Linked DNA regions of Mus musculus: regions 1, 2, 3, 5, 6 and 7 are each linked to region 4. A link is a loop called in an ENCODE intact Hi-C map of the cell type or tissue named here. Cell type or tissue: heart. All regions are shown on one strand. Region 1 has its middle 270 kb from the start of Gm39940. Region 2 has its middle 290 kb from the start of Gm39940. Region 3 has its middle 19 kb from the start of Gm39940. Region 4 has its middle 2.3 kb from the start of Bmp2. Region 5 has its middle 220 kb from the start of Fermt1. Region 6 has its middle 46 kb from the start of Gm52526. Region 7 has its middle 170 kb from the start of Fermt1.

Region 1 (4,000 bases), 470 kb after region 4:
ATGAGTAAAAAGTTGGGGAGTTTCCCCAAACACAAAAGGAATGGGAAAAGTGTTTAAAACTTTAAACCCATCTTGCCTCAAAACTAAAGGTTTTTGTTGCTGAGAAAAAGTACTCTCAATAATTCTGCCAAAGTAATTCACATTTTTAAAGAGAAAACAAATCCAGCAAAACAACAACAACAACAACAACAAAACCCCAAATGCTCTGGTTTAAATATCCTGCCTCCTAGGTTCAGCCTAACCCTTTTAGAATATTGCTTTTTTTATTGTTTGCTTCAAATTCCATAAGCATTAATTGAATTCCTAAGCAACAAAAAGCCCAAGGATAATTGTAATTTGCCAATAATTCTCTTGTTGGTAAGAATAGAAGATACTGAGAAACAGGGACATCGGGAAGTACGTCAGCCAGTCGTTCAAAGGGAAAACCAGGAGGCATTCAAAACCAGACTATCATAGGAAAATGACTTGAAATGAAATCATTGGCCCTGATGAAAGAGTTGATTTGAGAAAGGTAATATTTACTATTGTATATCCTTGGACTTGGTTTGCTCAACATACATTCTAAATATGACAATTTGTAAGGTATTTGAAGGCTCTGTCTACTAAATAGGGAGAAAAGACGCTTTGGAGGGAAACCCACACCTGTCCGCAAGACCACTGCATTGACTTATAGAGGTTTTGTTCTCTAATTAACTTCGGAGGTGATCATAGTGCCAAAGCACACAAACATCGTCTAAGGTTATCAAAGGTTACTTCCTGGGAGTCTCTTCCCAAATGTAGATCACTGACTGATAGCTTTCTGCCTGCTGCAACAATGCTTCTGAGAGCACATATTTCATATTAGAGTAGTTCCTTTGCTTCTGTCTATGGTGAGGATCTCAGAAGGAAACAGTTCTGAATATTCCTAGTTCTGACGCTGAGGTAAGTATAATGCAGGAACCAGAATTAAAGTAACGGAACATACAAGACAGTTGTAGGAGGCTTCTTTCTTCTAGGAGCCCATTCTTTCTAGAAATTGAATCATCAGATGGTAGTTCTAGTCGTGTCTCTGATGCTTGTCGGTTGGGGTCGAAGATCTAGTCAAAGCGAGGAGAGAAGTACACATCTCCAGCAGCCTTTAGCATTCCTCCCAAAGGCATCGCACAATAGATTCAGATTTCTACCAAAGCTAAATCTACAACTAAAGTGGTCCAGTAAGAACAACACACAGATTCCTGCTGGGCCAAGAATATGAAGAATGGGCTTTCCAAATGATAACTCAGAAATATCTGTAAAAGGATCTCCTGAGCTACTGATAGGTTAAAGGATTGCTGAAAAGACTTGGCAGTTTTGGTTGGTTTGGTTTGTTTGCTTTTGTTTTGTTGTTGCAGTTGTTTGTTTCTTTCTTTCTTTTGCTGTTATTTCCTTCACTCTTGTCAATACTAAGTGTCTATCTAACCTTAAATGATCGTGTAAGGAGATGTCTGCTTTTAAATCATATTTGTTATGCAACCTGTGTTTTTATAAATTAGAGTGAAAAAGCTGTCGAGCTGTGAGCATGCAATGAATTATTTGGGATACATGTTTTATCAGCAGAAATGGATTTTTAAATTACATGAAAATAAAATTACATCTTTCTTTTCTGAACTTGTTCATTTATATGCAATAAACACTGTAGGCCAATTTCTAAATTTATCTTTTTTATTTTCTGGTGCAATGGTACAAGTAGAACCCTTCAATATTTTCTTGGCACTAACCATAGCCTATATTGGTAGGCTAATGCACAGTTAGTTAATCAAAGGTTTTTCCAGTCTGATATCTTTGTGGCACAGCACTTCATTTTTGTTCTGTAATAGCTGCAAGGACATACCCAGACCAGAAAACAAGTAGCTTATTTAGAAAACATGAGTGCACACTGGACTCCCAACTGCTTTTGAGCTTAATATGAACTTGCTTGGATGAGTAGTGGTCTTTGTTACTTTGCTTACTCTTTCTTGCTCCTCCCTGAGAAGGTGTCTTGTCAATCTCTGGCTCCATCTGGTGGAGTACTGTGTGGCCATGCCACAGTCTCAGGATGCACCTTTCTCCAGGCCCAAGACCAATGATTGTCATTATGATCTCTTGCTAATGGGATTGCTCCTTGGCATAGAATGTCCATTGTTGAAAGACCTCTTCCAAATAGCTAGAACAAGGGGAAGGAAGGACACTTAAGTTAATACAACCCCCTGTCTAATTCCCAAAGCGTCTGTTTTTACCTCACTTGACCGTATAAGCATCTTCCATGAAATGAAACAGGCAGAGGGTATTATGATGGAAAAGACATGGACTCATACTAATAGAGTTTCTCTGAAGAAATAGAAAAATTAAACAGATGGGCATAATATAAAAAGTCACATACCTTGATACTGGCTACCACACTTGTATAAGGCACATCATTTAAAGTAAACAACAAAAAATGTATGATTTTATTGTGTTTTACCATTATCTCGTGAGTGTCTCACTTACTCATCTCTAAATTCCAGGATCCCGTGAGAGATTTCAAAAGGCAATTGCTTTGAAGTAATGTGACTTTTAAAGAACCCTTGTGTCACACTAGAATGGGTCCATAGGGGCTTAACATAGTCATCTGTTGATTCCTCAGTTTGGACCTGGTGTGGTTGGTAGGGGATATATGACTTACACATGGCAGAGACCAAGCTCTCCGCATATTCATCTACATAAATGATGGCTTGGAAATGTGTAGCAAAGTGATAATTAATAGCTGAAGTGTGTCTAAGCCATGGATTGGCATGGAAAATCTTGAGTGGGTAGCACTCAGTTATCATGCAGATTAACTTCTCTGCCCTTCTTCTTTTTCTCTCTTCCTTCTTCACCTTTTAGTGATTTCTTTCTGCCCAGGGACGGTAACCAATACGGCCAGTCCAACTGCTAACTTATACATTCTAACACGCTCCAGTGCTCAAAATTCACTGTCTGCTTAGTTCAGTTCTTCTCATGTTCCAACCTCTTCTCTTTGTGGCCGAGGAGAAACTCATGCTGGCCCCAGCTTTAGCTACCTGCTTTCAGTCTATGGGAAAGAGGCATGAGCATAGAGGGGCCGTGAAGAGCTTTAGACAACAGGGAAGCATAAGGTGTTGAGAGAGACAAACCTTGCTACTCTACAGAACCACATCTCCTGAAGCCAAGGTCTTTGTTCTTGTATACTTTTAAACAGGATTTCCTTTTCAGGGTAATTTTTGGGTCACAATAAGATTAGTACAATAATATGGAGATTTTTTTAATATATAATTTCTGTTTCAAACTTGTGCTGCTCCCCTGCTAGCAATGTCCCATACAGGCTGGCCCACTTCTAACAATAAATGAGCCTGTGTGTTGATGTATCCTCATGCATAGTGTACAGGAAAAATCTTTTCTTGGTAGAATACATTCTGTGGTTTTCAACACATGTACCCATCACGTGTCTGCCATTATACTGTCGTGGAGAACTATGTCACTGCCTTAAACATCCTATGCATCCTTCCACCCTTTCCTCCACACTGACCTCTGACAGGAACTGGGTATGTCCTGTTTCCATTGTTTTTCCTTTCAGACAATAGCATGTATAACACTCATAAAAAGTGAACGGTTTTGCACTGTTTTCTTTTTCAGTGGGTAAGATTTATTGCATGTCCTTCCCTGTCTTTTTGTGGCTTGATTGCTAATTTGCTTATATTGCTCAGTAATCTTCCTTTGCTGGGATAAACTGCAGATTATCCATTAATTTATGGAAGAGCATCTTGGATGCTTTCAAGTCTGGGCAAGTATGGTAAAGCTGCCATAGGTATCTATGTGGACATCCGTTTTTAATTCATTGGCTATGCACAGAGGAATTTGATTGCTTGATTATAAAATAAAAAAAAAACTGATTTTTCTAAGCACTATGAAACTGTTTGAAAGTGGCTTTACTTCATGTTGCCCCCAGCCAGAAAGAGAATCACTCTCCTTGTCGCTGTTCAGTGCTAAGTGTTCTAAGTTTGGGCCA
Region 2 (4,000 bases), 480 kb after region 4:
ATGACTTGATTCACAGATGTATTTACTCATGCTTATCAGAACAATATATGTCCATCTTAACTAATGTGAGCCCATGTTAATACCTGCTGCTTCTATCCACCACTCTGCAGGGAATTGTGGCCTTATTTTCACCTGATTTACTTGTAGCCTCCATTTTTATTGTGAGTTTTTGTTATCTTCCATGCATTTACTTATGTTTTCAATTACAGTATACATGTATAACTATTTTAAAATGATGAGCTCACATACCCTCAGGTACAAGTTTGCCAGTTGGATTTTGACATCTTTACATATGTCTTTTCTCCTGGATGTACAGAAATGCTGATCCAAGCTCGAAAAGATAACCTTAAGCGTGTGATGACCTGGGAGAATACATGCTCCAAGAGGCTAATGTTTAACACACTGGCTTGTTTTTAAACAGAGGAGGAAATCAATTAACCAGAGGGATGAGGACATAAACAACTTCCGAGATAGGCCAGATTGTGATAAAACTGAGTCCTTCCTAACCCGGCCATGCTCCCAGTGACAATACAGCTGCTAATCCCATTCTGTTAAGTCAAACTCCAATGTAAATAGACGTATGACTCAAACTCCTGAGAAAGATAATCACGGTCGGGCTCACTATGAAGTTCCTATGAATCCCAAAGTAGATATCTGGTCTTCACAAAGCAGACCTGTGTAAGAAGGGCAGGTGTGACCTCTGGCCCATTCTGTTTTGAGAAAGGTCTTCAGATTTGATAAGTAGTAAATCAGGGGCCATGGCTGAGAACACCTACTCATGAACCTTCTGAGGAAAATGATATGTCTTTAAGTTAATTTCTTTTCTCTATATAATTAACATCCTATTAATAATTAATTAAGAGTCTTGCCTTTGTTGGGAAGAAAGCCTACATTTATCTTCCATCAGAATTCTTTTATCTCCTAGCTCCTTTCTTGGCCCCCATGACATGGAATTGTGTTAACCCATGCTAGTGACTCACAGTATCACCTGCCATTCACTGCCTGCTCTGCCAAAGTGAACCCTTAGAAAAGAGATTTCGCTTCATTCTCTGAATGTCTAGCACACAGTACATGATCAACAAATACCAAGTGGACCAAATGTCGTGTAAGAAAGAATAACTCAACATCACAGCTTCATATTTAGAGATTTCTCCCATGAAAATGGATGCTTTCTGCGATTTTATTTAGGCACTTGGATTCATGACATGAATATCACACTCAGAAAAAGAAAGCTACTCAAGAAGTGGCACTGTACTTTTGGGCTTTGGCATTTTTTTAAAAAGCCATTTTGTCTTCCTTATGCAAGACTCATGGCCTTTGCTTTGAGTTCCCTTCTCCACTGTAGTAGTTTTTATCTATCATTGGAACTGGTTAAGTTGCTTGAAGGTTTGCATATGTTACTGAGCTTCTGCATCACAGATAATTTGAGGCAGCTACCACACACACACACACACACACACACACACACACACACACACACACACACATTCCCTGCATCCCAGAGTCACACCTCACACCCTCAGAGATCTCAATGTACCACGACTGAGGGAAGCTCAAGCTCAGACACTGGTGATTTCAAATGACTTTCCCAGTGTTTCTGAGGAAGGTGGGCTGCTCTCTGCTTCCTTTTCTGGAGGTGGTTAAAACATCTCAGAGCCCTGTCGCCCACTAGCCAGAAGGCAGTGCTGGATAAAAAGTCATTTTCCCCATGTGTGTTGCACTATCTCAAGCTTTTCCTGGAGAACTGGCTTTGCCTTCTCATTGGTAGACTACCCAGAGTGCAAGAAAACTTGGGATGGCTAAAAAGCAGAGACTATGCACAGTAACAACAGTAAAAGCCTAGGTCAAATGAGAAAGCCAGTTTTAATGTGGATTTAACCTAAAATCCAGAGATAACAGGACAGCCCACTTTCCATTAACAAACTGCTTGACAGAGTCTTCATGGCAAATGTATCCGTGTTTGCAAGGGCTGGAGAAAGAGTTTTAGCCTCTACACTCTTGAATGTATTCTTATGTTTTGTGAAGTGTTTAATCCAGCATTGGGACACACAGGCTGGGCTGGCAAACTCTGCATCTCAGGAAACAGCGACATCTGCTGAACACCCAGGGCATAATTTACTGGAGAACAGTTGAGTCTTGAGGTTAGGTCCTAGGGCTTCAGTGTATATGCTCTGCCATTCTATTCATGACATCCTGTTCCCAGGTACCAAGCTGTTTTATCAGCTCATTGGATGTAACAAACCAGCACAAATTTGAGTTGTGTTACTTAAGGGTAGACACATTCTCTGAGTGTCTAGGCTTAATTTCTCAGATAGATCACTCAGACAAATGGGTATAACATGGGCAAATTCAGCCCTTGGAGAACCAAAACAGAGTGACCAGACAAAGGGACATAGACAAAGGCCTGGCACTGTTGTATGGACAGTAGTCTGGTGACAGTGTACATGCATGAATTTCATATCACAGCAGATCTTCTCTAGTGCCCAACACCAGCAAGCCACAGAGTTAGTTTCATTTCCTGCAGGAATGAGTCCCGATAATATATCAAACCCCAGAAAGCTCAATTTGACTTGTTAAATTTTTAAAGAAATGGAGTGATGTTCCCCCCACTGGCAGTTATTTGTGTATATATTTTATTGTTAGGGTCTATATCATATAAAAATTCTCGCATCATCATAAAAGAAAATGCTAAAAGTCTGGCATTTGGAAAGTGAAATAGCATTGTGTGTGTGTGTGTGTGTGTGTGTGTGTGTGTGTTCTAAGCCAGGCTTTTGAAAGACAAACATTTGATGTAGGAAAATGTTGAAAGTAAGAAAGTTATATGAGGTTTCATTAAAATTTTCTAAAAATATTTGGCTTTCAAAATCAAGCCCACTTAAAGTTTTCCGAGTTTTATTTTCTTTTCTGAGCCATTTTGAAAGATTGTAGAAGATCTCACTGTGTTGTAATAATGTTATTTTATATAGATTTTAATAGTAAAAATAAAGTTAGTAGACCCCACTGCCCTTCCAATATAGCTGAAAGTTCATTTCTCTGCCCAATACTTCCCACACTCATGAAGAAACACCAGACTTTCAATTAAAGTTCAGCACTTAGACTCTTGTGAGATCCTGAAATATTTGTGCACAGCTGAACAAAACTCTAGCACACATTACACATTAGAGTGGGGATATGTGCAGATGGGACTAATTAGGACTTTCCAATTTGATTTTACCACTTGAAAAACTCAAATGCTTCATTTTGAACTAAGTTTATCTTTTTGCATGTACAAAACCAGGACTCACTTGTGATAACTCTGCCTATCTATTGGTCTCTCTTCATCATGGTGGTATCACTAGGTACAGTTGTCATTCAGGCATACAGAAAAGATGAGGCTGAGGAGTGCATATGGTGAAGGAGCATGACTGGAAATGTGATTCTGCTGTTCTCGTTCCCATCCGCACCTGACCTTTTCCATCAGTGATGTTGAGTACTCGTCTCCTACTGACCACAGTAGCTGCCTCCTGCTTTCTTAGAACTTCCGGTTTCATGAGCTTTGCAGCCCACATTCGAATGCCTTTGCACTGCAGATCACTAGAAACATGTGTCTGGTAGTGGCTGGGAATCCGTAGTGGTTGAGAATAGTAGATCCCTATGAATTGTGATGTGTAGACATGTAGCAGATGGGCTGGGTAGCAGGGAGCACTGTGAAAACATCAGATGGATAATATTTAACTTAGATGATCCCCATGAGCTCTGCACAGGGGTGGGAAGGCAGCAAAACTCAGAAATTCCTATCACTATATTCCCCACTTCTTCTTCTTCTTCTTCCTTTTTTTGGGGGGAGGGGGGGCTTTGAGACAGGATTTCTCTGTGTAGTCCTGATTGTCTTGGAACTCACTATGTATACCGAGCTGGCCTCAAACTCAGAAATCTGCTTGCCTCTGCCTCTCAAGTGCTGGGATTAAAGGCGTGCGCCACCACTTCCGGGTTTATTCCCCACTTCTTAACTTGGCATAGA
Region 3 (4,000 bases), 170 kb after region 4:
ACCTGATTTTATAAAAATAATAAACGTTCAGTATAGAAGACATGAAAAAGTCCAGAAAAGTATACAAATTAGTTGCTTTTAAATTTATATTTGGACAACATTAATAATGCTGATTTATAATGGGATTTTCCCATTTGGAATTTCTGTGGTCTTCAATAATGCCTTATAATACCATGTCTTGTGCTTGTTTATGGTTAGGTAGGCTGTACAAGGGCAATTTCATGTTTAATAGTTGTGGGTTTTTTAGATTTCCTATTTCACCAAACATTTCCTAAGAATTTGTGTGTGTGTGTGTGGGGGGGGGGGGGCATGTAAGGTCTTGGGAACAAGACAGGCAATCTTGGACGATGCTCCTGATTGTTACATAGACTTTAGCTGTTGGAAGGTACTAGGCACCCCCACTCCCACGAGCAAACTGTAATGCCGCAGTAAAGAGGGCAGAAAGGGTGTGTAGTGAGCGTGTGGCAGGCTGTTGGTGATGGATAGGGAAAGGCAGAACAGGATGAAGTCGAGGACTTAAGGATGAAAAATAATAGCGGGGGTGGGGGGGGGGGAAAGTGGCTGCCAAGTATTTGAGGAAGGGCCACCTGGGTCTGGGAAGGGTCTAAACAGGTTGAGCGAATAAAAGCATCTGAGACAAGAGGGGGTAAGGAGGAGTCATGGGGTCTTAAGACAGAGGAGATAAGTTAAGAAGCAGGTACTTGACTCCAGGATGGTATTAGTTAGTCACCATTAAAAATAATGCTGCAGGGAACATGGCTACATATATTAATGTTTTTATTTTTTATGATCTAAAATAAATTAGCTAAGGTGAAAACAGCATGCTGGAACTGGTTCTTTTAGAGGTGTTATTCAGGGTTCCTCCAGACCTTTCATCCACATTTCACTTTAGCTTGCCTGCTTTGCCCTGTTTCTCTCCTTCTCCCTCCCTCCCTCCCTCCCTCCCTCCCTCCCTCCCTCCCTCCCTCCCTCCCCACTTCCCTCTTTCCCTCCCTCTATCCCTTTCTTCCTCTTTCTCTCTTCAGGTTTGTCAAAGCTCTACAGTGAAGGGGACAAACACCTGCACACGGCAAATGCCCCCATTCTTTGTCATCTTCCTCTTCATTTCCATATTCATAGGAGGCGTTTCCACAAAAGATCAAATTTACCTGACAAATATAGCAATACAAATATAGCAATAGGAGGGAATGAGCCTTGCTTTGCTGACATGACAGTATTTCTTTTGCACTTGCTTCTTTAAAACTCGAATTCTATAAGCCGACACATGCATGGGATTATGTGCTGATGTCCCTGAGTGCCTGTCTCGTGTCATCTTCTCCTTGGCTTTACCTAATCTATTTCCTGTCCACAAAGAATCCTGGGCAATTTGGTAGCTCGTGTCGTGTCATCTCTAGGTGCTGGTGGTTCTGCAGGGCTTGCTTCCACTGTAACCGAATCACTGGACAGTCCTTCCTGTCTACAAGATATACAAAAGCATCTTTGAAACACTCCAAAAATATGAACTAAAACCTGAGACAAAAATCTTTTCAGGGGGTCAAAAGTGAGGAACAGGAAGCCTTTGAGTTACGATTCACAACCCGTGGGTACATTTGCAGAATGAGCCTTTATCTCCCGATGCTTCCTTCCCAACAAATAATCACATCTCCACCTCGAAGGAGACAAACATGGACCAGTGGAAGCGCTTGCAGGTGAAACAAACAATCCGCAAGGGAACAAACAGAGACTGTTTGCTGAGACTTTTGCTGAGAGGCATTTGCTATTGTATGCAAATTCAGTGCCTGACTTGTGCTCTCCCTTCTGCTTAGCAAACAGGCAGGAACAGACAATTGTACACAAGGTCAAAGATGCAGAAATGGAAATGCTTACCACCCAGCACTGTAGACGTGCTGCAGATTCCTACCAAAGTCATCGTTTAAATCGGAGTGAGGTTTTCTTTAAAAGATTCACAAATGCGGAAGTTGTCTCATTGTGAAGACTCCTGTTTCATGTGTCTACATGGTAGAATTTATTGACAGTGTTTCTACTTGACAAAATGTATGCACAATTCTGTGAGAATCTTAATGATTTGTCCTCTGTTCATTGTTGAAAATTGAGCCCAGTGAGAAATTGTGTGCATCAGCGCATTCCCTGGGGCAAATGTATGATTAGAAATCAGAGCCCTTTCCCCAAGACATTTTACTGCCATCTGCCGGGGAATCACCAAAATGAAAATACACCCCAGGGCTGAGTAGCACACAGAAGGCGCCCTCTATGGTTGTGCAAGGTGCAATGTGTGATCACACACAGCAAACCATTGAGCATATCAGATGTAAATGGATGCTCTGATTATCTGTTACCTTAAGCGGTACATGAATGAACAGAATGGACTCTGAGTGGACAGGGTTAGATTCCCCATGTCCGGCTGCAGTGACACTGTCCCACTCCGTACAGTGGTGATGAACCGGAAAAAAAAAATCATTGCTCTCCATTTTGTTCTCAGTTTTCGGCATGCACTTTAGACTTATATAAAAATAGCTGAAGGAGAAGGAAGGGGGATTATTGAGGTTCGAGGCAGGAGTCATATTGTCAGCACCCCTCTTAGAGACCCTGGATTGGCCTGGCAGACATCTGTGCTAATAATATATAAACTGCAACTGTTGGCAGCTTGATGGGGAGTCTCCAGGAAGACGGCCTCTGCTAATCATTTCTCCCCCCGCCCTTATTAAGTGCTGAGCTGGGCTAACCGTGTAAATGTGAATATGGAGCCTGGTTTAATTAGGCAGAACTTTAAGGCAGTCAAGTAACAAATGACAACTTAATTAAACATAATTAAAACATTTGAGAGCTCCTTACCTATTTCGACAGGGCGGTGATTGCAGCTTGAAAGAAGGCTGCTGAAGGCCAGGCAAGGTGTTTTCCTTCTTTTCCTTATGTCGCAGGCATAGCTCTCTCTCTCTCTCTCTCTCTCTCTCTCTCTCTCTCTCTCTCTCTCTCTCTCTCCACTATTAGAAATGCAGCTGGATCCTATTTATAATCCATTTTCACATTTGTTTGAATTAAAATCCCAGATTTCTGTGCTTTCAAGGTTGAACGTGCAGGGCAGCCAACATTTATCCAGTCATTTCAGGAGTTACTGTATAACTGGGTTCCAAGAGGGGAACTACACCACAAGTTTGAGCCATAAGGAAAAAAAAGAGAGAAAACAGACCCAAACTTAAACTCCTGACATCACTGAAGCTGGGAGAAAGATTGTTCTGCTCTGAACATGTGCTGCCCACTTAAGACTCTAATTATTCTAAATTACTTAAATTGGCTCTAATACTTGTGTTTTATTATTTGATATTAAAGAACAAACCACGTTAAGAAGAAACTCATCATGCAGTTAAATACTGCCAGCAAGTCTGTCGGTGGCAAGTCTGGCTTTGGACATCCCTCAACTCTACCTACCACCTGACGCTAATCTGAGAGTTGCTCTGTGTACTCTACCACAGGCTTTTCCAGGATCCTGTTTATGTCTAAACCCAACAGTCCAGCCTCGCCAGCCTCTTACCACATGGAAAACTCCATTGCTCAGAGAAAGCTATGAATCCGTATATTCTTATGCTTTAAGATCCTCTGTGACATCCCAAAGCAAACTCCAGGTAAGCCTACCAGATGTTTTGGGGAGGGGAGACAAGGGATAGATGAATAATTTCCATTAGCATAGTACTGTTACCATAAAGATTTAATGACTTCATTGATGTGGTGTTCTGTGCTTGTGGAAAAAGCGTAAGGACCAGAAAGAAAACAATACGTATGAGTACCCATGAGGCCATTTGAAAAATATACTAAAGAGGAAAATGGGATCTCAAGTCCCCCAGACGAGGAACAGAATGCTCTCATTTGAGCTGAGCTTAGGGACCTGGGAGTCATCCAGAGATGGGGGCAGTAGGGGAACAAAGGCCAGCAAAGTGTCAGTCCCCTCCCCTCCTCCCCTGCTGCTGCACTTCAAGCTAGAATTGAGGTTCCACTCTGTCTTCAG
Region 4 (4,000 bases):
AAAATTTTTTTTGCTGCTGGTGTTATGTAGTCACCTGCTGAACCTCACTCCCTAGCTCCCAGCCATTGTATTCACCTGACTAGTCCCCTGAAACACTGCTGTCACTGGTACTTATGGCTGTGATGAAGTACCTGACAAGAATCAACTTAAGGCTCTCACACTAGAAGGCAGTATGTCTTAGTGAAGTTGTGCTGGTAGAGGACCAAAATGGGTAGGACCACATCTCAGCAGAGCAGGGAACACAGATCAGTTGGGAATCTGGATGTAAAAGCTTAAGACCCACTGCCCTAGTGACCTACTTGCTCCATCAAGGCTCTACCTCTTATGTTCTTATAATACCACCTCCTGGAATAACACCACCAGATAGGGAGCCCTCAGGGGAGAGTTCACATCCAATCTGCAACCCTGTCCTTGCTATAAGCTTACTAATTTCACATTGCTTCCCATTAGTCCCTCAGCAACTCTTTGCTCTCCTGAAGTGTCCTTGTCATATGTCTTATGCTTTATATTTCTTTACCTCTGAACATATCATACTTCTTCCACAGGCTCCTAAATAAAGGATGTGCAGAGCTTATGTGTCTTTATGCACCGGATCCAAGTAACATAGTGTTGTGAAGTTCATAGATCCTCAGTAAAGATTTATAGACTGGGTAGTATTAGTCAGTTTGCTTTTATTGTTGTTGTTGTTTGCTTTTGCTTTTAGTTCTGAAACAATGAAACAAATACCTAAAACAGTTTGAGAAGAAGAAATATTTCTTTTGCCTCATGTTTTCAGGAGTTTCAGTCTACGGTGTATGGCTCCATTTATTTTCTTTGGACCTGCAGTGAGGAAGAACATGGAGGAGAGACACATGGGAGAGAAGGCCTCTTGCTTTATGGTGGTCAGGAAGCAAGAGAGCAACAGGAAGGAACCCAGGACAGGGAAACAGGATGAAAACCAGGAAGAGACAATAGGATAAAAACCAGGAAGTGACAGGCTGGACCCCAGGAAGAGACAGGCAGAAACTTTGAAAGCCTGTCTCCAGTGACTACTTCCATCAACCTGTCCCCATTCCCTAACACTTATGTCACTGCCCATAAAGCTTTCCAAATTGAAATTTGTCAATAGATAAATACACTGGTCCCTATGATCCAGTCACATCTCCAAAAGTATACCTATAACACTTAGATGGGAGGGGTTTTTCAATACAGAGGCTTTGGGTGAAAACTCTGACTCCATAGCTACCTTGTAAAAACATTAATACTGAGGTTGACTCCTTTTTAAAAAACATTACTTCTTTTATCTTAAGAGATTGTAACTACCCCCTTTCCCTCTTCCAACCTAATACAATAGCAAAACATTTTAATATCATTGGTCACATATGCAAGTATATTGCTATATGGTAATTAAACAAGATTTGATGGCTGTCTAAAACAATGTGACTTGGCCAACCTGGCCTAGTTTGGCCTACAAATCACTCCACCCATCATTCTTACTGTGGCTAATCCAACACTGACTAGGTGAGCCCTAGGTAGAGCAAATGCTACTCTCGGCTGTAGCTTCTGGTCCCTAGGAAAGAATCAGGAGTGAGGAGAGCCAGGGTTGGGTGTCGCATCAGCAGCAAATGATGCACAGGCTAAGAGGTTTCTCAGGGGAGTTGCCACAGGTTACAATGGAATGACAATTACAAGGTAGATGGATCATGTCACGCCTGCTGTGACCTTTACAATACATGGGGATCATTATTTTCATGTGAATTTGCATAATGGTCCACCTAGTAGGAACAATGCTGAATGCTAATAGCTGCAGGATGCAATAAAATTAAACATTATCTGGGCTGAACTGCTCAAGGAAAAGTTGCCAAAGTATGACTCTTTAAGTACTTAATTTCATCCCAGGTCATGTCCACACACAAATGAGGATTTCCGATATCTCCTGAAAACCTGGCAAAAAACGGACTAGAATAGAATAGCAGCAGCCTCCTTTATGTAGAGTCCTAACCAGTAGACTGTGTTCTGATACATTGTGTCTGGACCTTCTTACAAAGATCAGACTTGTAATTCTCACCTTAGCTTGCCCCAGGACTGCCTGGCCACTGGAAACCCCTTACATATTTGTTAACAGAGACGCTAAATAGGATAAATTCAGAGCTACTCCAGAGCTACTCTCGCCTTCTGAACTGGCAGATACTGAGAAAAACTTTGTTAATGGTAAGATCGAGCAAGTCCGCAAGCACTGTACATTTTCAGAGAAGACAGATAGTACCCCCTCAAAGTATTAAGTAACCACACATTATTTGTTGTGGGTGGGAGGAGGCCACCAGCATAGAGTGTAAAAAGCAATAAGTCTCTGTATTTGTTTCTTCTCTACAATTTCAATTGCATGAAAAATGGACTGAACATGACCATCTACACTGTATTCCAAAGAACAGAGAATTCATTTAAACTGGATTCACTTCTAGGTCCCATGCGTTTACACTCATTTCCACCACAAGAGGGCAGCCATCTCTAAAAAAACAACAGTCGAGTGCTCTTCAGAGAAATTGGGCCAAACTTGAGGAAAGTTCCTGGGAAAGGCTTTTTAGCAGCACCTCTCTGGGCTACAAAAAAGAAGCCAGCAGGCACCACCAAGGTGGAGTAACTGTCCAGAGGCATCCATTTTACCTCAGAGACTTGATTACTAAGGATATCCTAAACGGCCAAACTCTCTCTTCTGGTGTTCCAGAGGCCCAAAGCTGCAAGGCATTGTTGATGTCATCACCAAAGGTTTCATTTTCATCTTTTCTTGGGGTTGGTCCAACAGCTGTCAGCTTTCTCTTCCTCATTAAAGGCAACTTTCTCATTTAAATCTCATATAGGTTCGGAGTTTCTTGCTTTGCTCCTTCCGCCTCCGCGATGACAGAAGCAATGGTTAACTTCTCAATTAAACTTGATAGGGAAGGAAATGGCTTCAGAGGCGATCAGCCCTTTTGACTTACACACTTACACGTCTGAGTGGAGTGTTTTATTGCCGCCTTGTTTGGTGTCTCATGATTCAGAGTGACAACTTCTGCAACACGTTTTAAAAAGGAATACAGTAGCTGATCGCAAATTGCTGGATCTATCCCTTCCTCTCCTTTAATTTCCCTTGTAGACAGCCTTCCTTCAAAAATACCTTATTTGACCTCTACAGCTCTAGAAACAGCCAGGGCCTAATTTCCCTCTGTGGGTTGCTAATCCGATTTAGGTGAACGAACCTAGAGTTATTTTAGCTCCCCGACTGAAAAGCTAGCACACGTGGGTAAAAAAATCATTAAAGCCCCTGCTTCTGGTCTTTCTCGGTCTTTGCTTTGCAAACTGGAAAGATCTGGTTCACAACGTAACGTTATTCACTCTGGTCTTCTACAGGAATGCTCAGCCCATAGTTTTGGGGGTCCTGTGGGTAGCCAGTGGTGGTACTATGAAGGCTCCTGAATGTAGGGAGAAATGGAAAGATTTCAAAAAAGAATCCTGGCTCAGCAGCTTTGGGGACATTTCCAGCTGAGGAAGAAAACTGGCTTGGCCACAGCCAGAGCCTTACTGCTGGAGACCCAGTGGAGAGAGAGGACCAGGCAGAAAATTCAAAGGTCTCAAACCGGAATTGTCTTGTTACCTGACTCTGGAGTAGGTGGGTGTGGAAGGGAAGATAAATATCACAAGTATCGAAGTGATCGCTTCTATAAAGAGAATTTCTATTAACTCTCATTGTCCCCTCACATGGACACACACACACACACACACACACACACACACACATCACTAGAAGGGATGTCCACTTTACAAGTGTGTATCTATGTTCAGAAACCTGTACCCGTATTTTTATAATTTACATAAATAAATACATATAAAATATATGCATCTTTTTATTAGATTCATTTATTTGAATATAAATGTATGAATATTTATAAAATGTAATAATGCACTCAGATGTGTATCGGCTATTTCTCGACATTTTCTTCTCACCATTCAAAACAGAAGCGTTTGCTCACATTTTTGCCAAAAT
Region 5 (4,000 bases), 380 kb before region 4:
GTGTACACACACATTCAAATGTTTTATATATATATATATATATATATATATATATATATATATATATATATATATATATATGTATGTATATACATATATACATATATATATAAAACAAATCTTAGCTTTTTGAAATCCTTCTCACTAGAAAGAAGGAGAATATTGTTGTTTTCTCCTTTATCTGGTGTTATAAATGAGAAGCTCAATGTGGCACACCATCCCACTCTTGTATAGAAGATGATCACCTACTTCTTGTCTGCATCCTGTTGTGTGCTTTCTTGGGTTCTGCAGTATTTCCATTGGAGCTGGACATGAATGTTTTATGCATCTTGCCAAGGACTCCATAGCCTTTTCTAGCTGGGAGCTCTGATTCTCCTCTCCGGAGATTTACACGGTGCCCACTGGTCCCTTGAAGGTGTCGTTGGTTCCTCCGACATTCCCTGCCCATGTGTCAGCTCCTTTCCCTTTTGAGATTTCTTTGGCAAACTTCTCTAGCTGCCCCTTCTGCTGTCACTCCTAGGTTGAGCCTATTCAGTCAAGATCTCTGTATATTGATATTTTTCAGCTCTTAGATTGAATTTGTAACCCCCCTCCCCTGAGGTTCCTTCTAGTATTTCACAAAGAAATTATTTGCACATATATATTCTGGTCTTATTTGTTTTGTCTGTTCTGCTATTTTTACATGTAGGAGCTCTTTCTAAGTTCACTTGTGACTCTTACATTGGCTTTTTTCACATGCTTGGTAAACATTTTATGACTTATCTATATTATCTGAGAGCCTAGTTTATTATAAGAATCCATTTCATCCTGTTTTCAGAACTTCTCAAGTGAGAGATTCTGCTTCTTATGGGTTGAGCAGTCCTAACCTGAAAACTCTAAATCTGAAATGCTCCAAAATCTATAAGTTTTAGCTCAAAATTAATATTGCAAGTGAAAAAGTCTACACCATGAAACTTTGTTTCAAGCTCAGAATTATTGAAAATATTTTATAAAATCAGCCTCAAGCCACATATTATGAGGTATACGTGAATTTCATTTTAGACTGGGTCCTATCACTATGAATATAGAAATATTCCAAAATCTAAAACCCTCTGACAACACTCATTTGAAGGATTTCAAGTAAGAGACACCCAACCTATAGCAGGGTATCCTGCGAGGACATGAATGAGTTCCTGACTAAGTGGTATCAGCCTTTTCTTTATGTCTAACCAGATGTGTGTCTTGCTCTATGCTTGATTCAGAGAGAATAGGGAAGAGACTATGGAAGGGCTCCTGAGTGCTCTGAGGGTTTTCCGTACTATCGCATCTGTGGATTTGCTTGGAGCGCTCTGCAGACTTTGTACCACTGTACAGTGGCTCTCTCTGAGAACATGTGTTCTGAAGGTTTTATTTATTTATTTTTATTGGGTATTTATTTCTTTTACATTTCCAATGCTATCCCAAAAGTCCCCCACACGCTCCCCCACCCACTCCCCCACCCTCTCCCCCACCCACCTACTCCCACTTCTTGGCCCTGGCGTTCCCCTGTACTGAGGCATATAAAGTTGGCATGACCGATGAGCCTCTCTTTCCATTGATGGCCGACTAGGCCATCTTCTGATTCATATGCAGCTAGAGACACGAGCTCAGGGGTGGGGGGTATTGGTTAGTTCATATTGTTGTTCCACCTATAGGATTGCAGATCCCTTCAGCTCCTTGGGTACTTTCTCTAGCTCCTCCATTGGGGGCCCTATGATCCATCCAATAGCTGACTGTGAGCACCAACTTCTGTGTTTGCCAGGCCCCAGCATAGTCTTACAAAAGACAGCCATATCTGGGTCCTTTCAGCAAAATCTTGCTAGTGTATGCAATGGTGTCAGCATTTGGAAGCTGATTATGGGACGGATCCCCGGATATGGCAGTCTCTAGATGGTCCATTCTTTCGTCTCAGCTCCAAACTTTGTCTCTGTAACTGAAGGTTTTATTTTTTACTTTTAGTTTTTGAGACAGGATCTCACAATATTACAGAGGCTAGTCTTGAACTCAGACTTCCTCTGTCAGCCTCTTGAGTGCTTGGATCGTGGGCATGTATGATCATGGCAAGCAACATTTAAGACAACAATGTTTATGCTTTTACAAATTGCATTTGCAGTGGATAGAGTTAGAAACAGCATTAGCTGCTCTCGCAAGACTACAATTAAGATTCAATACATTTTTCATTTGGGTGTGAATATTTTGCTGCAGTAAGTGTACTGGATGTCATGAGCATTAAAATGCTATGACAGTATTCAAGCAACTGTTGATGAATTATTGTTAAAGGTAAGTTTTAGTTCATCAATAGCTGGTTGTTCTCAAAGGATAATTCTCCATGATGGATTCAATATCCACACAAATTGGTTTTTGAGTAATTCTGAGTTTAACTTTAAATGTTAATGTATTTAATGGAGTTTTAATGTTTTCTCTGCCTTTTTCCTCGCCCCGTGGAAGTCTGTACAAGAAAGTAAAAGTTATTAACCGTTGATCTATTATTCAGATGCCTTTCTCCTTTATGTGTCATGGTATCTTCAATTTTAAGGGAAAAAAAAAAGGAAGAAAATTTGCTTAGTGAATCTTTGTATACATTTATAAAGTGGCATCCTTTTCTATTAAATATTATAGTCTTAAAGTTCAGTTTTTGTTACTGAGCTTGTGGGTGTTTTGCAGTATCTCAACAACTTTCTAACACAATGGGGATACCCTGGTCTTATTTTGTAGTATAATGTCCACAAGTTCTTTTCTGGTACTTGTGTACTGGTGAGGTATGTGTGGCTAGATCCTGCTGACTTTTGGTAAGTTCCCAGAGTAACCCTCCCTTATTGTACATTCAGTTATATAAGAGCAGTTTCGGTTTGAAAATGTTCATGGGAAGCTTGGGGAATAATTCACCTTATAGTTGGGGATATAGGTCATGTACTTGTAGGTCAAGTACTATGGTCATGTACTTTTCCTTGTATGTATGAGATCCTGGGTTTGATTTCAGAACTGAAATAAAATAAAAAAAGAAGAATAAAACAACAAAACACAACAAAACAGAAAGCCAACCAATCAACCAAACAAACTCAAACTGCTTAAACCCAACCCAACTCAACCCAACTGAAAAAGCACTTATGTTTTAAGTGTCTTTTTGAGTAGGGTAATGAAAGTTTATGTCATCACATCCGGATCACTATTTATCCAGCATGTCCACACTGTGGCAATCAAGAGGAAACTATAATCACATAGCCTTCAAAACAATATATTGTGTTACACCGATCCTATTTTATTTTAGTTACTGTTGTTAATCTCTTATTATATCAAGTTTGGAAAATAAACTTTAAATACATACATAAGAAAAATACATAGAAGAGAGGTAGGGTTTTGTACTGTTTATGGTTTCAAATCCACCGAGAATCTTGAAGCAGATCCTCTATGGATAAGGGAGGCTATGCATTTCTGTTGACACTTAAGATTGGGCTTCGAGAATGGTAGGGGAAGTTGGCTTCTTGATCTCTGAGTTCCAATGCTGCTCTTGGCAGAGACTCCCATTTGGGAACCATGGCCATTTTCAGCACTCCTATTGCTACTGCCGCCGCCTTGTTGCCAGCAATAATTTAGGCCCGGGTCCTAGCTTGGCTTCATTCTGTAATTCTGCCCCACTCTGGGTTTCCTTGGATGCTAGTGAACATCAGGTAGCCTGTCCAGCCTTTGTAGGAGACAGACTTGCTCTGCCTACATGTTTTCTGCATGTATGCACTGCTTGCACGTGTGTGCTGCTAGCTGCCCACCTCCTTTCCTCTCACATTTGCTCCACTGACTTATCACCCTTCATTTACAAAACACACATTCAAAGCAAAAATCATTACTAATATCTCAACTGTGACAGTCAAATATTAAGCTAAGTATGAGGCCTTTCCCTGTGTGAGCCTGGAGGAGCTGTGGAGGTCATGTGATTTCAGAGCTAACTCTGATAGGAAGCTTACAGCGGGACTCCATTCCCCTCCCC
Region 6 (4,000 bases), 930 kb after region 4:
ATATGATCTTTATATTATTTTATGATTATGTATCTGTTTAGTATGTGGGTGACTATATTTCACTGTGTGTGTATGTGTGTGCATGCATGTGTGCGTGCATAGACTCGCACATGTTTGAGCTCACATATCCAAGCCAGGCACAACTTGTAGAAGTCAGTCCTTTGGCCATATGACATCCAGAGATTGAGCTCCGTTCAGCAGGCTTAGGAGCAAGCACCTTTACCCATGGAGACACACAACCAGCCTGCCCAGAGGGTTAAGGTCAAGTCCTGCAGCCAGAGAAGGCTACATAGAGAAAGCAGCACTGCATAAAGATCAGGAAGAAAGGGCTGAAGGAAGAAGCAGGTAAGCAGATCCTTAGAGGGTGGGCATATTTCTTTCAGGTGTAGAAACAAGCAGGAGACCAAATGGCCAAGCATCATCAGTAAGTGACCTAAATGATAGCTAGGAAAGGTCACTCTTTTTGTGTAGGACCTTTCCCACCAGTATAAGATCTTTTTCCTTCTAATGAGATGGGCAGCCTGCAGAAGTCTGAGTAGAGAAGAAACGGGTACCCACTTAGCTTTTAATGGTGCCACTGTAGCTAGCATGTTGGAAATAAAATGAACTGGGGTCAAGATTGGAACAGGGAAATCTTAGAAAAACTCTTGTCTAGTGCATGCTTGAGATGATGTCACATAAGGCCAGAGTTAGCCGAAGGATACAGTGGTGAGTGCTTTAGATCCCAGCAACACTTTAAAGTCCCCGTCAACAGGCCTGGTTTCTAGATCATGGAAGAGGGAGCATGAAGAAAGTTCCAAAGATTGGAGCTGAACAACCAAAACAGGGAAATTCCGTTTGCTGGGATGTGGAAGACAGAAACTGAACTGAGAGGGGTCAGAGGACAGCTAGATTCGCGATTTGATTGAACTGCCAAAGTGGAGAGCCCTTAATGCCTTTCTTTCACTCCGTCTTTCTCTAGCTTTGGCTTCCAGTGTCCTATCTTGAGTTTCTGTCTTCTGAAGAGAGGGTTAAGAACTGCACTTCTGAGGTTGCTCTGCAGCATTTACACATGGAAACCCCCGCATGATGCCACCAACCCCAAGGAGAGCTTTTCCTCTGGCTTTTGGGAACTTGGGAAAGGAAACAAGATTTCAGAGCACCCTCGGGACTCTTGGCCAGAGCAGCGGCACTGGGTAGATTCTTTGCAGGCTAGTCTAGTGCCCTTGCTGGAAACCCGCACAGTTGCTAAGCTCTTGCAAATGGAACCACCCATCATTAAATCATAACCTAAGGGGACACAGAGTTACAACAGATCGCTCATGCCTTACCTCCCTTTGCCCAGAAAGCAAACGCATTAAGAGCAGCCACAGAAACTATGATTTCAACGGCGAGGATCTGAAATCTGTGGATTTCCTCTTTAAGGAAACCAGAATCCATCCTCGCAACCCATCTCCCATATCCAGCTCATCTCAAAACCACCAGTTCTGTCCTCACCACTCCCAGCCATCAAATCCTGGTAGGAACAGCTGTCACCACAAAAGTCGTACTGGGCCAGGACAGCCAGCTGGCTCAGTAATTCACAAACAAACTAACCTTGAATTTTATTTTGAGCAGTAGAGCTAGCTAGCTTCTTGTGTTCTTCAGAGCCATCTCTGTTTTGACTCTTTGATAAACAAACACCAACTCAAATGTCATTTTGGGCTCTATTGTAGGGATTCAAGGCCCGGTATTGACTTCTTTGCTGCAAGTCTTTACATTAAGATACAAAGCAATGGGTTTCTGTATGGCATTTTTATACTCATTTTGTTCTTATTCGTTTCCAGCCTCACCCCCACCCCGGACCCCACCCCTGTCAAAAAAAAGGGGGGGGGGTATATAGTCTTTTGGATTCTCCTTTTATAATGAAAAGCCTTTAAATCTTGAGAAAATGGAGACTTAAGCAACCGAGCTCAAGCCTAGACTCAGATGCTCAGGGAAAGAGGCTTCTAAACTGTTGTTCTACTAACAATTTAGTGATCATTTTTCACGGCGTAGACAGAAGTCATGGGCTAGCAGATGACATAATCTGGTATTTTAAAAGATGTAAGACATCAACAAGTGGATGTATTGCTGCACAGCACCACCTACTGACCAGATGCGGAACAGACATGAATGAGAACGGGATCCAGAGCCCCAGAACCACCGAGAAACCGAAGATGTGGGAAAGAGGGAGAAAAGGAGGAAGGAATGGACAGCTGTTCATAAAATTCTATATTCTACCGATGCAGAAGCTGAGCTCAGAGCATCTGATTATGTTCACAAAGGGGGCAAAGGACCCACAGATGTCCTTAGAGGGGAACCCACTTTCACACTGCCCAAGTTTAAAAACTAATGACTCTTCTGTAATAGTCAAGAATAGATATATAGGTAACAAAACAAAGAGGCCAGAAACTAACCATCACACTGAGTTCACTTATTTTCCCCAGTGCTTCAAAGGCATTTAGACAGAAAAGTTGGTATTCGACACACTGCATTTGACAATTATACAAAATACATATAATTTAATTTCATACTTCATACCTTGTATACAAGTTAAATTAATATCTTCTATCTAAATAAAAATGCAACTATGAAACTTCACAAAGGAAAAAGAAAGAGAAAACTTCTTTGTGGTCTTTGGCTTGGGCTAAGAAGTCTTATTTGTAACAGCAAAAGTCCAATAATTGAAGAGAAAATTGATGGGCAGATAGTATTAATAGTTCAAAAATACTCTTAATCAGCCACTCTTTAATATGACACACACTTCCTTCTGCCACATTATAATGACTGAAATATGTCCTAGTGAGTAGACAGGGTTCACATTCCCCATCATCCTTGAGCACACACTCAGCCTAGATGTTCTGTGCCTCCGGGAATGGTTTCTGCACCAAATGTAATAGAAACCGTTGAGTGCAGCCACAGCCCCTGTTGCTTCCTTTTCAGACATCAGTTCACATTCTCACCTGCCTGTGGGATGAAACCTGCTGCTCATAGTCTCAGCACCAAGGAAAAGAGTTCAGATGTCGCCATCTACAGGCAGAACATGAATTATTTTGGAGTTACCATACCAGGAGTGAGGGTCAACTAAGGCTGAAAGGAGGGAAAAAAAATCACTAAAACCTTTCCTGCCCTGAAGGTCTGTGCTACACTCACATGTGCCACATCCCTATGGCTACTGCTGGTTTTATTCTGGATCCGCTAATTCTTGGATTGCAAAATTTTCACTGATTAATAATTATTTCTTGTATGTCTCTTATGTGATTAAAAAATAAATGTTATGAGGTAGAGACCAGACAGATCAAAGGACCCAACTAGAAGAGAAAGTTTGCCAAGGAGAGGGTGTACTAATATAGTCTTACTGGCCAGTAGCATGAGAATCCTGTCTCTGCATCCCTAGGGAGAAATGCCTGGGAATCACCATGCCAAGCCAGCATTTCTAGTGGTTCTGGGGATCAGAGCTCCCTTCTCTTGCTTGTGATAAAAGCACGTTAGCTACCGAGCCACCTCCCTAGGCTGTTATATGGAGTTTCAGCATCTGAGCATGCAAATATTAGTGCTCTCCTGCTTTATAGGACCTTGCAGCTTATTCCAGCTTTATTACTCTGTGTTTAAGAAATATAAAAGCTCTGAAGAGGTCTGTAGAATTCTGAGCTTGATTTAGTTGATCTTTGAGTATTCCATAAAAATTAATCCAGATAGTACCAAGCACAAAACACTGAGAAAGCCTTTGGATTCTTCCATCCTGAAATGGCATTATTGGTGTGTTCCTACTTATAGCATCAGAGTAGCCAACAACTCAGCTCTGTTAAAATGTTCTCAAATGGGAAAAGGCCCAAATAGGATAGCTCTCGATAATCTTCTTAGCTCTAAAGTTCTATGCACTTTGAGATAGGCTCAGACTCTCCTGACTTCAGAGAGATGCCATTTTATTATTCATTTACGTCCTAGGAACGCTCTCAGTAAAGTAGCTGCAGCAGCTGCCGTGTTATTTTTTGCATAG
Region 7 (4,000 bases), 440 kb before region 4:
GCGTGGTGGGTGCAGGTGTGTGTGGTGGGTGCAGGTGTGTGTGGTGGGTGTAGGTGTGTGTGGTGGGTGTAGGTGTGTGTGGTGGGTATAGGTGGGTGCAGGTGTGTGTGGTGGGTGTAGGTGTGTGTGGTGGGTGTAGCTGTGTATGGTGGGTGCAGGTGGGTGCCGTGTGTGTGGTGTGTGTGGTAGGTGCAGGTGTATATGGTTACAGGTATATGTGGTGGGTATAGGTGGTTGTGGTGGGTGCAGGTGTGTGCAGGTGAGTGCAGGTGGTTGTGGTGAATGAAGGTGGGTGGGGGGTACATATGGTTGTGATGGGTGAGCGTGGGTGTATGTATGCTTCTCTTGTCTTAGGTGTGGTAAAAAGCTAGGTTTCATCTGAAGAGCACTTGAGGCCCCCTGGAAGGATAAAAGGGGTAAAGAAGAAAACAAAATTCCTTGTTGACATTTATTAACTCCAACCTGATAGGTCTGCATGGTCTAGGTGGCTGAGGTCCTGTGGGTCATGTCCCTTGGGGGTCGAAGAGCTCTTTCATAAGGGTCACATATTAGATATCCTGCATATCAGATATTTATGCTATGATTCATAGCAATAGCAAAATTACAGTTATAAAATAGCAGTGAAATAATTCTATGTTTGGGGGAGGGGTGACACCACCACATGAGGAACTGTCTTGAAGGGTGGTAGCATTAGGAAGACTAAGACCCACTCCCCTATGAAGTAGACAGAACACTGGGTATAAATAAATGCATAGGTTCTTAGGTTTGGTAGCTGTGGAAATAGCCAATGCCATAGAAATCTGTGGGAAATTGTCTCTAGCTCCAGATCCTGTGGGAAGGAACTATGGAAAGGAACACAGGGACGGTGAACCTGGATTGTTTTTAAAGGAACAGTGTGAATGGCTTGGCATCTCCTTTCCATTTTGCCTACAACTCCCATTTCAACATTTTCTTGAAACCCAGGCACAAGCAGACATACGAAGGCCACCAGCCCCAGGGTTATGTTTATTTTGCGCGTTTTAAGCCCACCTGTGGGTTGAAGAGATGGTTCAGCAGGCCAAGATGGTTGCTGCCAGTCTGATGACCTGTGATCAATCTCTGGGACCCAACAGAGCAGAAAGAGAAGCGACTCTCCTAACTTGTCCTCTGACGTTCACACATGAACTGTGATGAGGGTGGGCCCCCAAGAAATGAATAAATAACACAGTAAAGTATTTTTGAAAGAAAATACGTTTGTCCCCCAAAATGGTGTCGTCCCCAACGGCTACTCTGATGGTCTCAGTTTGCAGTCGATCTTGACAAGTGTTACAGACTATGAAAGGCCGGCCCTGTTGCCTTGATGCCCTCTCATTGTTAGTCCAGTGTAGCTCGGGGCCGTGCGTGTTTGTGTTGTAGTTACTGGAAACATGTTATCTTACTTCCATGAACGCAGCTGAGGATATCACCCGCATTTGAGAAATGAAGCTGTTTTAACCAGGTCCTTGTTTTTCCACCTTGTCACCTTGCTGTCCTCTGAGCCGGCAGCAGGTGGCGCTGCAGGCTTCTTATCAGGAAAGCAAATTTTTTTCCCCCTAGCTGCCCTTTGCCGGAATAACCTGAACAAGCACACATTTCCAGAAATAACAGGCATTTCCAAGTATTCCAGAAATATATGCAGGGCTGTTTAGTCATTCATAATCATCGCTTCGCAAGCACTCAATCCTGCAGAAAATATTTTAGAAGCAGAAAAAAGATTCATAGAATTCTTTGTTTTTAGAAAGAAGAAGGGGGGGGGGGGGAGGAATTCAAGTGGGAGGCAGAGGCCCTCATTCGGCTCAATCACCTATCACTTTTTTTTCCAGGTGGTGAAGGGCCCAGAGGGGCAACCGGGTGGAAAAAGTCTTTTCCATTTGCGTCAGAACTCTTGAGGAGAGCTTCACTTCCCCACCCCACACACTTTTTTTAAGGCTCTAAGTTGTGGTTTTGATTTTCTCTGGATCACACAGAGGTGGCCCAGGTTCAGTGGGTTCTGAGGAGGTCCAGAAGCACCCAGCACAGATCACTCAAGAGTTTTTTTTTCATTGGATACTCTGATGCTCTGGACTATTTCCCTGAGGGAGAATAAGGCACAGCTTTTCACAGTGCAAAAGGCAGAGTCTCTACCAGCAAAACCCACAAGCCCCGAAAACCAAAAACCAAAAACCAAAAAAACCAAACCCTCACAGGTTGGTGTTGGGGAAAGTCACAGATGGCTGCAGAAGGAGTGCTCAGAGATTCATGTCTGATATCAACAGAGAGAGCATGTGAGAAAGAGAGAGAGAGAGAAAGAGAGAGAGAGAGAGGGAGGGAGGGATGGAGGGAGGGGGAGGCAGAAAGAGAGAGAGAGAGAGAGAGAGAGAGAGAGAGAGAGAGAGAGAGAGGGAGGGATGGAGGGAGGGGGAGGCAGAAAGAGAGAGAGAGAGAGAGAGAGAGAGAGAGAGAGAGAGAGAGAGAGAGAGAGAGAGAGAGAGAGAGAATATGGATGAATTAACCAACTGTTGGTCTGGTGAGCTGGGCACACTAACTTCTCGTCTGTTTTTGTTGTTTGTGTGCATATGAGATTTCAGGGCTGACTACTTTGTATTGGATAACCGATCTAGGTACCCATTCCTGAGAGAGGTTAACTCTCCCTAAAGCCGTTCGACCACACCCTTTAGACAGCACACTCTTGCCATCTCTTAGGTTGATGTGGAAAACGCCCGGCTGTTTCCCTTTACATAAGAGATGCTCTCTGAGCTTTCTGCTTGGATGACTGTATTGTTTCTTCAGTTAGTCCATCTTTCTGGGTCTCATTTTCCCACTGTTTCATGCTTTTCCTAGCCTTGGGGATTATCTTTGAGATATTCCCAGAAGGTGCCATTCACATGGGGGAAGATATCATAGGTAATCTTAGTGGCAGCTTGTCTGCTGACAGTGGCAGAGTGACTTTCTCTACCAGCTGGCCATAGCTGTACAATCCTCTGTCCTACCAGCCCTCCCCTTACACCCCAGTCTAGTGACACCTAAGGCAATAGGAAGTGAGTTTAAAACCTGACGTCTCCTCAAGGCATCCTAGGGCAGGACGCATGTCTTGAGGAGCCTTGTCTGCTGTCTGCATTTCACTGCTAACGACATTAAAAAAAAATTGGATGTGGTAACCATTGAAATTGCATGCTCCTGAAACTCATGCTGCCGCTTCTGGTGGGTAGTGAGCAAATCTGCTTGGTGGTTTTTGGACACCTGTGTTAGCCATTCTAGGCCACAGAGTTACTTTTGTCAATTCTAATATGAACAACTGCTATTTGAAAGTTCTCTTGCCCGAGGGATGTTCTGGAACACCGAACCCCATAAAGGGTGAAAGATACAACCCAGTGAAGGGAAAACTGACACAGTGAAAATTTCTTACATTTATTTCTTTGTGACAAGTTAGCAAACTAAATTTCATTCTCCCCTCTTCCGTCCATTTTCTTTCCTTCCCATTTTCTTTTCCTTCCTTCCTTTCTTTTCCTTCCTTCCTTCCTTCCTTCCTTCCTTCCTTCCTTCCTTCCTTCCTTCCTTCCTTCCTTCCTCTCTCTCTCTCTCTCTCTCTCTCTCTCTCTCTCTCTCTCTCTCTCCTTTCTTCTCCTATTTTTAAAAGTGGGTAAGCATAGTAAGTGTTCCTAGGCCTACAGACATCTGGCTGTCTTGTCCTCTCTGGTCATGTGTGTTCCCACTTTTGATAATCAGACCACACCAGGTAATTCATTTGATCAATAAAGAGGAACATAAGCGAGAAGAGTAGATTGCTCTCATCCCTTTTGAAATGCTTCTCTTAATTTTCTCCCTCAGCTTTCTGAACATGGTTATGCTTTAGTGATGGTGCCTGATAAAGAAATGAGGATTTCCTAAGAACTGTTGCTAGTGGGGTCTTCTGGACTTATTCTGTATTTTATATAGGCAAAACCTACTGAACAAACAAACAAACCAAAACAAACCCAAAGACCAAAACACAAAAACTGCTTTT

Evidence for each region. Peaks named below come from ENCODE experiments on the same cell type or tissue, not always from the same donor. Only the 100,000 strongest peaks of a DNase experiment are listed, where the experiment ranks them.
Region 1: a loop joins it to region 4, with 3 times the contacts of the local background. A loop is called at or near these places in 17 of 42 quality-filtered maps.
Region 2: it touches region 4 in a loop (6-fold over the local background); 17 of 42 quality-filtered maps call a loop at or near these places.
Region 3: it touches region 4 in a loop (14-fold over the local background); 15 of 42 quality-filtered maps call a loop at or near these places.
Region 5: a loop joins it to region 4, with 1.9 times the contacts of the local background. A loop is called at or near these places in 3 of 42 quality-filtered maps.
Region 6: it touches region 4 in a loop (10-fold over the local background); 16 of 42 quality-filtered maps call a loop at or near these places.
Region 7: it touches region 4 in a loop (2.9-fold over the local background); 11 of 42 quality-filtered maps call a loop at or near these places.

Annotation. Positions count from the first base shown.
Region 1 is chr2:134,015,290-134,019,289 of GRCm38, forward strand. No RefSeq gene overlaps it. Among named protein-coding and RNA genes, the nearest start is that of Gm39940, 270 kb to the left of the region's middle. In heart, a CTCF peak has its summit at 2,032 (motif pointing left); no DNase peak of the experiment used is centred here.
Region 2 is chr2:134,027,741-134,031,740 of GRCm38, forward strand. No RefSeq gene overlaps it. Among named protein-coding and RNA genes, the nearest start is that of Gm39940, 290 kb to the left of the region's middle. In heart, a CTCF peak has its summit at 2,099 (motif pointing left); no DNase peak of the experiment used is centred here.
Region 3 is chr2:133,722,243-133,726,242 of GRCm38, forward strand. No RefSeq gene overlaps it. Among named protein-coding and RNA genes, the nearest start is that of Gm39940, 19 kb to the right of the region's middle. In heart, a CTCF peak has its summit at 2,203 (motif pointing left); no DNase peak of the experiment used is centred here.
Region 4 is chr2:133,547,836-133,551,835 of GRCm38, forward strand. No RefSeq gene overlaps it. Among named protein-coding and RNA genes, the nearest start is that of Bmp2, 2.3 kb to the right of the region's middle. RefSeq lists a promoter at 2,413-4,000 and a cis regulatory region at 3,302-3,312. In heart, a CTCF peak has its summit at 2,469 (motif pointing right); DNase peaks (open chromatin) are centred at 2,626 and 2,706; H3K4me3 peaks cover 101 bases; H3K27me3 peaks cover 1,073 bases.
Region 5 is chr2:133,163,100-133,167,099 of GRCm38, forward strand. No RefSeq gene overlaps it. Among named protein-coding and RNA genes, the nearest start is that of Fermt1, 220 kb to the left of the region's middle. In heart, no CTCF peak of the experiment used is centred here; no DNase peak of the experiment used is centred here.
Region 6 is chr2:134,479,864-134,483,863 of GRCm38, forward strand. No RefSeq gene overlaps it. Among named protein-coding and RNA genes, the nearest start is that of Gm52526, 46 kb to the right of the region's middle. In heart, CTCF peaks have their summits at 2,111 (motif pointing left) and 3,036 (motif pointing left); no DNase peak of the experiment used is centred here.
Region 7 is chr2:133,112,370-133,116,369 of GRCm38, forward strand. No RefSeq gene overlaps it. Among named protein-coding and RNA genes, the nearest start is that of Fermt1, 170 kb to the left of the region's middle. In heart, a CTCF peak has its summit at 1,543 (motif pointing right); no DNase peak of the experiment used is centred here; H3K27me3 peaks cover 884 bases.